2 separate regions of the Homo sapiens genome follow, and region 1 is linked to region 2. The links are chromatin contacts, found by Hi-C or POLR2A ChIA-PET in ENCODE. All regions are on one chromosome and are shown on one strand. The core of a region is the stretch at or near the end of the contact, and the rest is flanking DNA. Distances in the headings are between cores, read along the strand shown.

The links. A loop is a pair of places that touch in the nucleus more often than their neighbours do. ChIA-PET counts read pairs that join two places held with the same protein, here RNA polymerase II (POLR2A). Pooled maps may share reads with other maps.
Region 1: a loop to region 2 is called in a pooled map, with 4 times the contacts of the local background. The contact joins the enhancer-like site here to the promoter of LAS1L in region 2. A Hi-C loop is called at or near these places in 1 of 37 single-sample maps with no recorded cell type and 7 of 50 pooled maps. POLR2A ChIA-PET finds 5 or more read pairs at or near these places in 2 of 52 experiments (A549 and endothelial cell of umbilical vein).

Annotation. Positions count from the first base shown.
Region 1 is chrX:65,704,261-65,707,967 of GRCh38, forward strand. The region is part of intron 1 of MSN (moesin); the gene reads left to right. Among named protein-coding and RNA genes, the nearest start is that of MSN, 38 kb to the left of the region's middle. RefSeq lists a silencer at 1-67 and an enhancer at 2,326-2,385. Within about 2 kb of position 2,196, at least 20 of the 41 ENCODE cell types and tissues checked have a DNase peak (open chromatin) inside an H3K27ac peak, as active enhancers do; they include endothelial cell of umbilical vein, where a contact is called at or near this core.
Region 2 is chrX:65,532,880-65,536,715 of GRCh38, forward strand. It overlaps LAS1L (LAS1 like ribosome biogenesis factor), which reads right to left and starts at 1,908. Exons shown (of 14, transcript NM_031206.7): 1 at 1,601-1,908; 2 at 731-856. The coding sequence starts at 1,836. RefSeq lists an enhancer at 2,003-2,182.

The DNA of each region.
Region 1 (3,707 bases), core at 946-3,445, 170 kb after region 2:
TGATGGGTCTGCACTTCTTTTATTTCAGCAGCTTTGAAGTTTTATGGGAGTTGAAGGAATCTGTTGTTCTTGGCTGCCTGGATATGAACCCATTACTCAAATTCCCTTCCTCTTTCTCTGCTCTGTGCCCTCCTCAATCCCCAGCTTGAGTCTTGGCTATGCCTATTACTGGGGGCCTTCCCAACCAGTTGCTATTCAAGTTTTTCCAAAGAAAACAGTTCTGGAAACAGGGCTCTCTGAGTTCTCCTTCCATGGTGTTATAAAATATTTAGTCTCCCTAGAATGGGTGGTGGTGATTGTCTCAGATCCTGAAAGTTAGGCCTGCCCTCTGTTGAAAGCTAAACTTCCAAGCAGTGCCAGCTTGGAGTTTTTCACGGAAACAAATTGATCCAGCCTCCTCCACATAGTTTTTTTTTTAGATCAATAATAGTATGCTTGAAGTATCTACTGTTTTCTAAATGTCAGGCTGGCACTATGGCTTACTAAATAGGCTAGTGGATCAAAAGCCAGGTTTTTTTTTTTTTTTTGAGATGGAGTCTTGCTCCGTCACCCAGGCTGGAGTGCAGTGGCGCAATCTTGGCTCACTGCAATCTCCGCTTCCCGGGTTCAAGCAATTTTCCTGTCTCAGCCGCCCTAGTAGCTGGGACAACAGGCACACAACACCATGCCTGGCTAATTTTTTGTATTTTTAGGAGAAACAGGATGTCACCATATTGGTCAGGCTGGTCTCGAACTCCTGACCTCAGGTGATCCTCCCACCTTGGCCTCCCAAAGTGCTGGGATTACAAGTGTGAGCCACCGCGCCCAGCCTCAAAAGCCAGGTTTTTAGCCCCTCCTCCCACACTGCCTAGCAGCTGTGTGGCTCTGGGCCAGTGCCTACCTTTCTTTGGACCTCAGTTTCCCCAGCTGTATGTTGCAAGGTTCGAATCGAGTGATCTCTGACGTCTTTTTCAGGTCTGACAGTTTGGGATTCTGGACTGTTTATTTTCTTAGAGGACAAGTTGAAGTTCAGAAGGGAGAAGCCATATGAGATTCTAGGATGCATGGGTTGAAATAATGAGAAAATGTAAAAAGAGGAATGGCCATGCTAAGGAGCTGGTGTGTCAGCCCATGTGCCTAAGAAGGAGAGATGAGTTGGGGCTGGAGAGTATTTGCCCTGGGGGTATGGTTTGGCTAAGGTGATTTTGAAAGTAAGAACTGAAGTTAGGTTCAGACACTAAGCAGATGGTTTTCTTCCTGACTTTCACGTGTGGAGAGAAAAACAAGAGGGGTTTACCTGGGCCTGAGGTTGAACAAAAGGCCATGCAATTACGGCTGGATTAACGAAGAAACTAACTTGCTAAAGTGACATCACTGTTTCTGATTTTTTTCTTTCAATTTTCACCTCTGACCTGAACTCTGCTCCCACAGGGACAAGGTGGTTATATTTCCATTGCTAACCCTCACACATATGGTAATTGGAGGAGTAACTCTCAGTTTCCAGTGTGCCCTTGTCTTCCAGTTGAAATGCTTCTTGAGGAGCTTCGGATGACAGGGCTGGGTCAAAACAAATGAAAGGGGACCCTTGTCTCTGACGCCCTCTGGAGCAGTTGGAGTGGTTGAAGAAATACTGCTAACCCATTAAGGTGTGAGTGAGGTTGGGTGTTGTTCTCCTTTCTAGAAGCTACTGGGAAAAGGCACAGGCATAGGAAAGGTTAACCCCAGTCAGGTTTTATGGGCTGTATTGAGAGTCTGGAAGAGGTCCTAGCAGATAACTGTACCAGTTACCACTTCCAAGTCAACAGGGAAGAGGCTGACTTGCTGAGAAGTGAGTTAGTCAGTGAAGGAAGAGGAGGAGGAGCAGAATGGCCCCTAGGCTAAAGATTCAAAGCAAACCTTGTTTTCCCTCTTATGGAAAAAAGCTAGTTGAGACAGTGCTGTCATCCAGAGAGGCAAAACAGACCAGGACCTGCCCTGCCCTGCCTTGGCCCCACTCTTAGTAGCAGGAAATGGTGGGAACTGGAGCCTAAACAATGGAGTTTAGCTTCCGACCTGATGAAGGCAGTGTGAGTGACGCTGTGATGACTATTCTCTGGCCAAGGAAGATACTAGAACTCTGGGATTGCGTTGGTAGGGCACATCCTTCTTCTGGCTCCCCTGCCCCACTTATACTTGCCTTCTTCTCTACACCAGCAGCCCCACTGAAAGCCCAGCAGGGGTGGCCCCCTGGGGAGGTGGCAGGTGGAAATGAGGTCATTGAGCTCAGACCCAACTGGGCTGACTCACAACCTCTGCCCCAGTGAGACAAGGGGACCTTCCCAAGCAGTGCTTCCCAGATGTGCCCAGGCTTCCTATGCCAGAATGTTTGAGTCTTAGCCAAAATAGTTGCCAAGCCAGTGTCTGAAGACAACATGACAGGAGAGGTGGGTGGAGTTGTGGAAGGAGCTCCAGGAATGTCCAGAAGACCCGCCTCCACTACTTGTTGGCTGAGTAAATGTGACCTCAGTGATGTTAAGTGAGACTGTGTGTGATGAGGCCGACACATTGTTGGCATTCAGTAAGTGTTCATTTCCATCCTTCTGTCACCTGCCTCTATGCACTTCAGTTTTCTCATCTATGAAGTGGGGATGGTAATGTTCATCCCCTCAGCTCGGAGGTCCATGCTCCAGGCAAGTTACTTGTAATTATTTGACTTACTCTCTGCTTTTCTCTCTGACTCTTCCAAACTTCTCTCCAGGAAAGAGCCATCTTATAGTTCAGTGACATGGGGTAGGTGAGGGGAAACCATTGCTAATCCCTTTTGCTGTAGCTGGGCTACAGCTCACCTGGGTGCTTCTGATGATAGGCAAAGAGAGGGTTGCTTATTTGAAACTGGCAGGCCCAGACACCAAAGTACCTCTCAGCTGCTGGTGCCAAGACAGAGGTAGCATCTGGCCTGGTTACTTTTGTGTCTCAGCCCAGCTAACTGGAGACATGAGAGAGAACCCAGTTTGTTGAAGGCTTTGGACAGTGTACCACCGAGATGAGTTTGTTTGTGCTTAGTGAAGTGCTTGGTGTGGGAAGCGTCTATGTTGAATTGCTCAGTAAATAACAGTGGGCTTATTGTTCTTGGGCAACAGGTGGGAGGGCCAGTGCATGTGAGAGGATGACACTCCTCCTTCCCCAAACACACATGCAGACATTTTGTTATTGTTCCTTCAAACCTTAATGTTCTTCTGAGACACAGTCTTTAACCTCATGCTGTGCCTAGATCCTCAGGGCCTGGCTTAGGCAGGGATCTAGGCATATAAACAGTTCTCTTCTGGGGACTACATCTTGAAATGCTACCCCATCCGGGTCAGCTCCTGTATTCCTGTCAAACTGAAGGACTGGCTGGGAATTTTCTGCCAACTTTGGAAACTTCATTTTTAGGTTCTTTCCTCCCAAACAAGACCACTGTCTTCTCTTTAGGGAGAGAGCAGCGTCTAGGCCCGAAAAGAAGACCATGGGTGCCTACTAAGGGTGAGCATCCAGTGGGCCCTCTGTGGCAGTGGGTCTGGGCCTGCAGCCCATCTTGCACTCTTGAATCCCTGATTAATCTAAGAGAGAACAAAGGGACCTTCTTTGATCAGGACTTCTATCCTATCTATCACTTTCAGGCCCCAGCTGTTACTACCCTTACTCCCTGCTACCTCTGACACGTACACAGAAAACAGGAGAGCATAGACCAATGGCCTTGTCCTCATGAC
Region 2 (3,836 bases), core at 658-3,157:
TAATAATGATACAATGTAACATATTAGGCTAGAACATAATATGTTATAAATGCTGCAAAGGACTACATCAGATAATGGGGAGCACAGCTAACCAATGGAGAAAATAAGAAGAGAAAGGGAGGATCTCAAGGCAGACAAGGGGAAATAGATAAGCAAAGACTTTGACAGATATGAAAACTCAGTAGCAACCTTTTTTTCCGACGTGTATACAGCTAGAACCATTATGAGTCACTTTGTAAGTCAGGAATTCCCAGCCCATGTCTCCACTTCCATAACTCAGCAATCTTTCAGTGTTCATGAGGGAGAGAAGGGGAAAAGGGTAGTGCTAGGAATAGACAGGGACAGGGTTGGAAAGTCCACATTAAATCACAGGCGAGGACCCTGAGCCATTCAGACAAGTTCCTCTGGGTGAGGAATTCAAAGGTAAGAAAAAATATCAGACCACCAAGAGACCCACAGAGATCACCTGGTCTGAATCCCTTCCTCCACATTCCAAGATAGAAAGAAAAATGGAAGAGAAGGCTTTCAGGAAAAAGGAAGAAAAAGAGGAATGCGTTGACGAGGGTACCAAAAGCTGATAAGTCAAGCAATAATCACAGGCTGATCCACAGTGAGGTACACGCAGGGTTTTGCTTCAGGTAACACCTGAAGCCAAGTTTTGCTTATCACATGCCTCCCCTGCCTCCAGTCCCCAAAGCCAACCTCCACCCCTACCCCATGCAGGTCTTACCTGACCAATGCCATGCCATAGAGCAGTCTAAGTTCATCAGTGCCCAAGCCACCAGTTACATCCAAGAGCTTACAGCGTATCAGGTCAGCAGTAGAAGCCACTGCCAGAGGGAGTTCGTTGCCTGACCTAAAGGGTCACAGTCCAGCACCATCATAAAGAGCCCTTACACTGGTCCACCCTCCACCTCAGAACCTAGGTTGTTGCAGGCTACACCCATCATATTCTGGTTCAAGAGAGCATGAACAGACACAAAACAAGAAGGTGGGAGGAGACACGGTAATGTCTGTGGGATCCAACAGTATACAGGGCATGAGGAGCTGACTAGGCCGTATACAGGACACCTAACTGGTAGACTGTCCATCAACAGTTGTGTGGACACACCCCTTTCTTTCACCCCCAAATCAACTCATTGAGCTAGAGGAGCCCCTTATCCCTTGTAAGTCGGCTCCCAACTCAATCTTACCAACTGGACTGAGGCGCCCCACTCAAACACTGTCTTGCAGGCAAGACTTCCTCCCCATTGGAATCGGAAATCTACCCTAGGGTACTAATCTACTCCTTAAGCCCTGGCTCAGGCCTCACTAGTCCCTCCGGCATCCTCTCCAAGTTGGGAGAAAGTCACTTTTTGGAGGTAATGGGTAAACCTCACAGATATAACAAGAGAATTGTTGAGGCACAACCCCTTACTTTCCATTCCGCTAACGGGATTAGCGCAAGAGATGGCTGCCGCGTTCCCCCAGGCATTTGGGAGAGGGACAACTTTAGGCGACTTAGGGGAAGACTGGAGAACAGGGCCTTATAGAAACTCGACAAAGGAAGAGGTGCAGCGCCACCAGCACGCAGGCAAAAGGGCCGAACCCGCCACCTTACCTGCTCCTCCACACCGTGATGCGGTTAAGCGCGTACCGCTGCAACTTATGGTCGTCACAGAACAGATAAACCGTCACCTGGTCCCACTCGGCCCTGCTGAGCCAGGCGACCACGATGCCGTGGGCCGAGAGTGGCAACGACCCTTTCCCTTTAACGCACTTTCCGTACCACGCACTCCACACGAGATCCATCCCCTGGGAACCTAGACCTGGCCCGGCCCCGGATTCCCACGACATACTGAGCTCAACAACAGGCTCTGTGCCGCGCCGCTCCGCACAGCCTTCAGCTCAGCGTGCTACCCTCACTCCGAACCGCCACCGCACCAGCAGCCAATAGGAGAGCGTGACCCCATACGCAAGCCCGCCTTCCAGCGTCAGCATGGCCAATCGGAACGTCAGAATTGGGCGCCGACCTAATGACATGCGGGGTTAAAAACTCACCGGCCGGAAGTGTTCTTTTCACAAAGCAAACCCTCCAGGGGCAAGAGTTCAGCCTCTAGGTTCCGCCAATTTCCTGGTTGCTAACCGGCTTCTGTACCAGACCGGAAGCGGTATGTCTTCACTGCAAGAGGAATTTTATTTTGCTCCCCTCGGCGGGTGGCAGCTTGATTGTAGTCATCCAGTGAACTGAAAATGCGATTTTAAGTATATTTTTATTGCCGTGAATCAGGACCTAACCTAGTAAAACACTGGACACTGAAGCAGGGCTACAGAGGAAATATCTCATATCGAAACAGTTACAGTTGGGTTGAAAAAATCTGCTTTTGTGGCAGGTAACCAGGGGCCCTGCCTTTTAAATTAGTACCAGCCTGGCCAGGCGTGGTGGCTCACGCCTGTAATCCCAGCACATTGGGAGGCCCAGGCGGGCGGATCACTTGAGGTCAGGAGTTCCAGACCAGCCTGGCCAAAATGGTGAAACCCGGTCTCTAGTAAAAATACAAAAATTAGCTAAGCATGGTTGCACATGCCTGTAATCCCAGTTACTCAGGAGGCTGAGGCACAAGAATCGCTTGAATCCGGGAGGCGGAGGCTGCAACAAGCCAAGATCGCACCAGTGCACTCCACCCTGGGTGACAGATCGAGACTCTGTCTCAAAAGTAAATTAAATAAATACATACATAAATAAATAAATAAATACCAGCCTAGAGACCTGAGTTTTACTCTAAATTTTGCCACTAACTATGTGGACTTAGACTAGTCTCAGTTTTCCCATCTGTACAGTGAGAGTTGTAGACTGGTCTCTAGGTTCTCTGTCATAGCAGAAAATTGTAGAATTTTACTCTGCCAACATTCCACTGCTATGTTGGTTTCAACATCCACCAAGGTATACTTAGTTTTTCTGCAAAATTCCTTGGTATTTTGGAGTTCTGGGAGAAAAGCGGTATTATGAAGTTCCTCCGATTTTACGAGTTGACTGAAATATGTTTAGGACTATGTCCCAATCCTTCTTGCAGAAGTTATTTTCCAATGTAACACTTGAGAGAGAGAGAGAGAGAACTGTTGCTAACGATCTTAACAGCATTGCTGTGAGTGGCACTTTTACGCTTCACAGCAACAAATCCCAATTCATCCTCTATATGTGCTTCTTTCTCCAGCCAACTTTTCCTAAGATATAGTCTGCCTATAGTTATTTTATTTTTCTTTTTTTCTTTTTCTTTTTTTTTTTGACATGGCGTCTGGCCCAGTCGCCCAGGCTGGAGTGCAGTGGCACAATTCTCGGCTCACTGCAACCTCTACCTCCAGGGTTCAAGTGATTCTCTTGCCTCAGCCTTCCAAGTAGCTGGGATTACAGGCGCCTGCCACTATGCTTGGCTAATTTTTGTATTGTTAGTAGAGACAGGGTTTCACCATGTTGGCCAGGCTGGTCTGGAACTCCTGACCTCAAGTGATCCACCAGCCCAGGCCTCCCAAAGTGCTAGGATTACAGGCATGAGCCACCGTGCCCGGCCTGCCTATGGTTCTTGACTGACAGTTACTCTGTCCCAAGTAGCCATGCCAACCAGTTGGCCAGGTGTCTGCCTGAAACCAGATACCCTTTTTCCTTCAGGATCATGACAGTGTGCTGGCAAAGAAGTCTGGGGAGTGGTTTCTATGACTCCTCAAGATACAGGCCAGTCAGAGGAGCTGCCAGATCTGCGGCAATCATTCACACACATTTTGGGGTTTATAGGCTAAAAATTTTGCATAGTCCTTTTCAGGCAAAGACCCCTATTTATCCCCATTCCATCCACATAAAG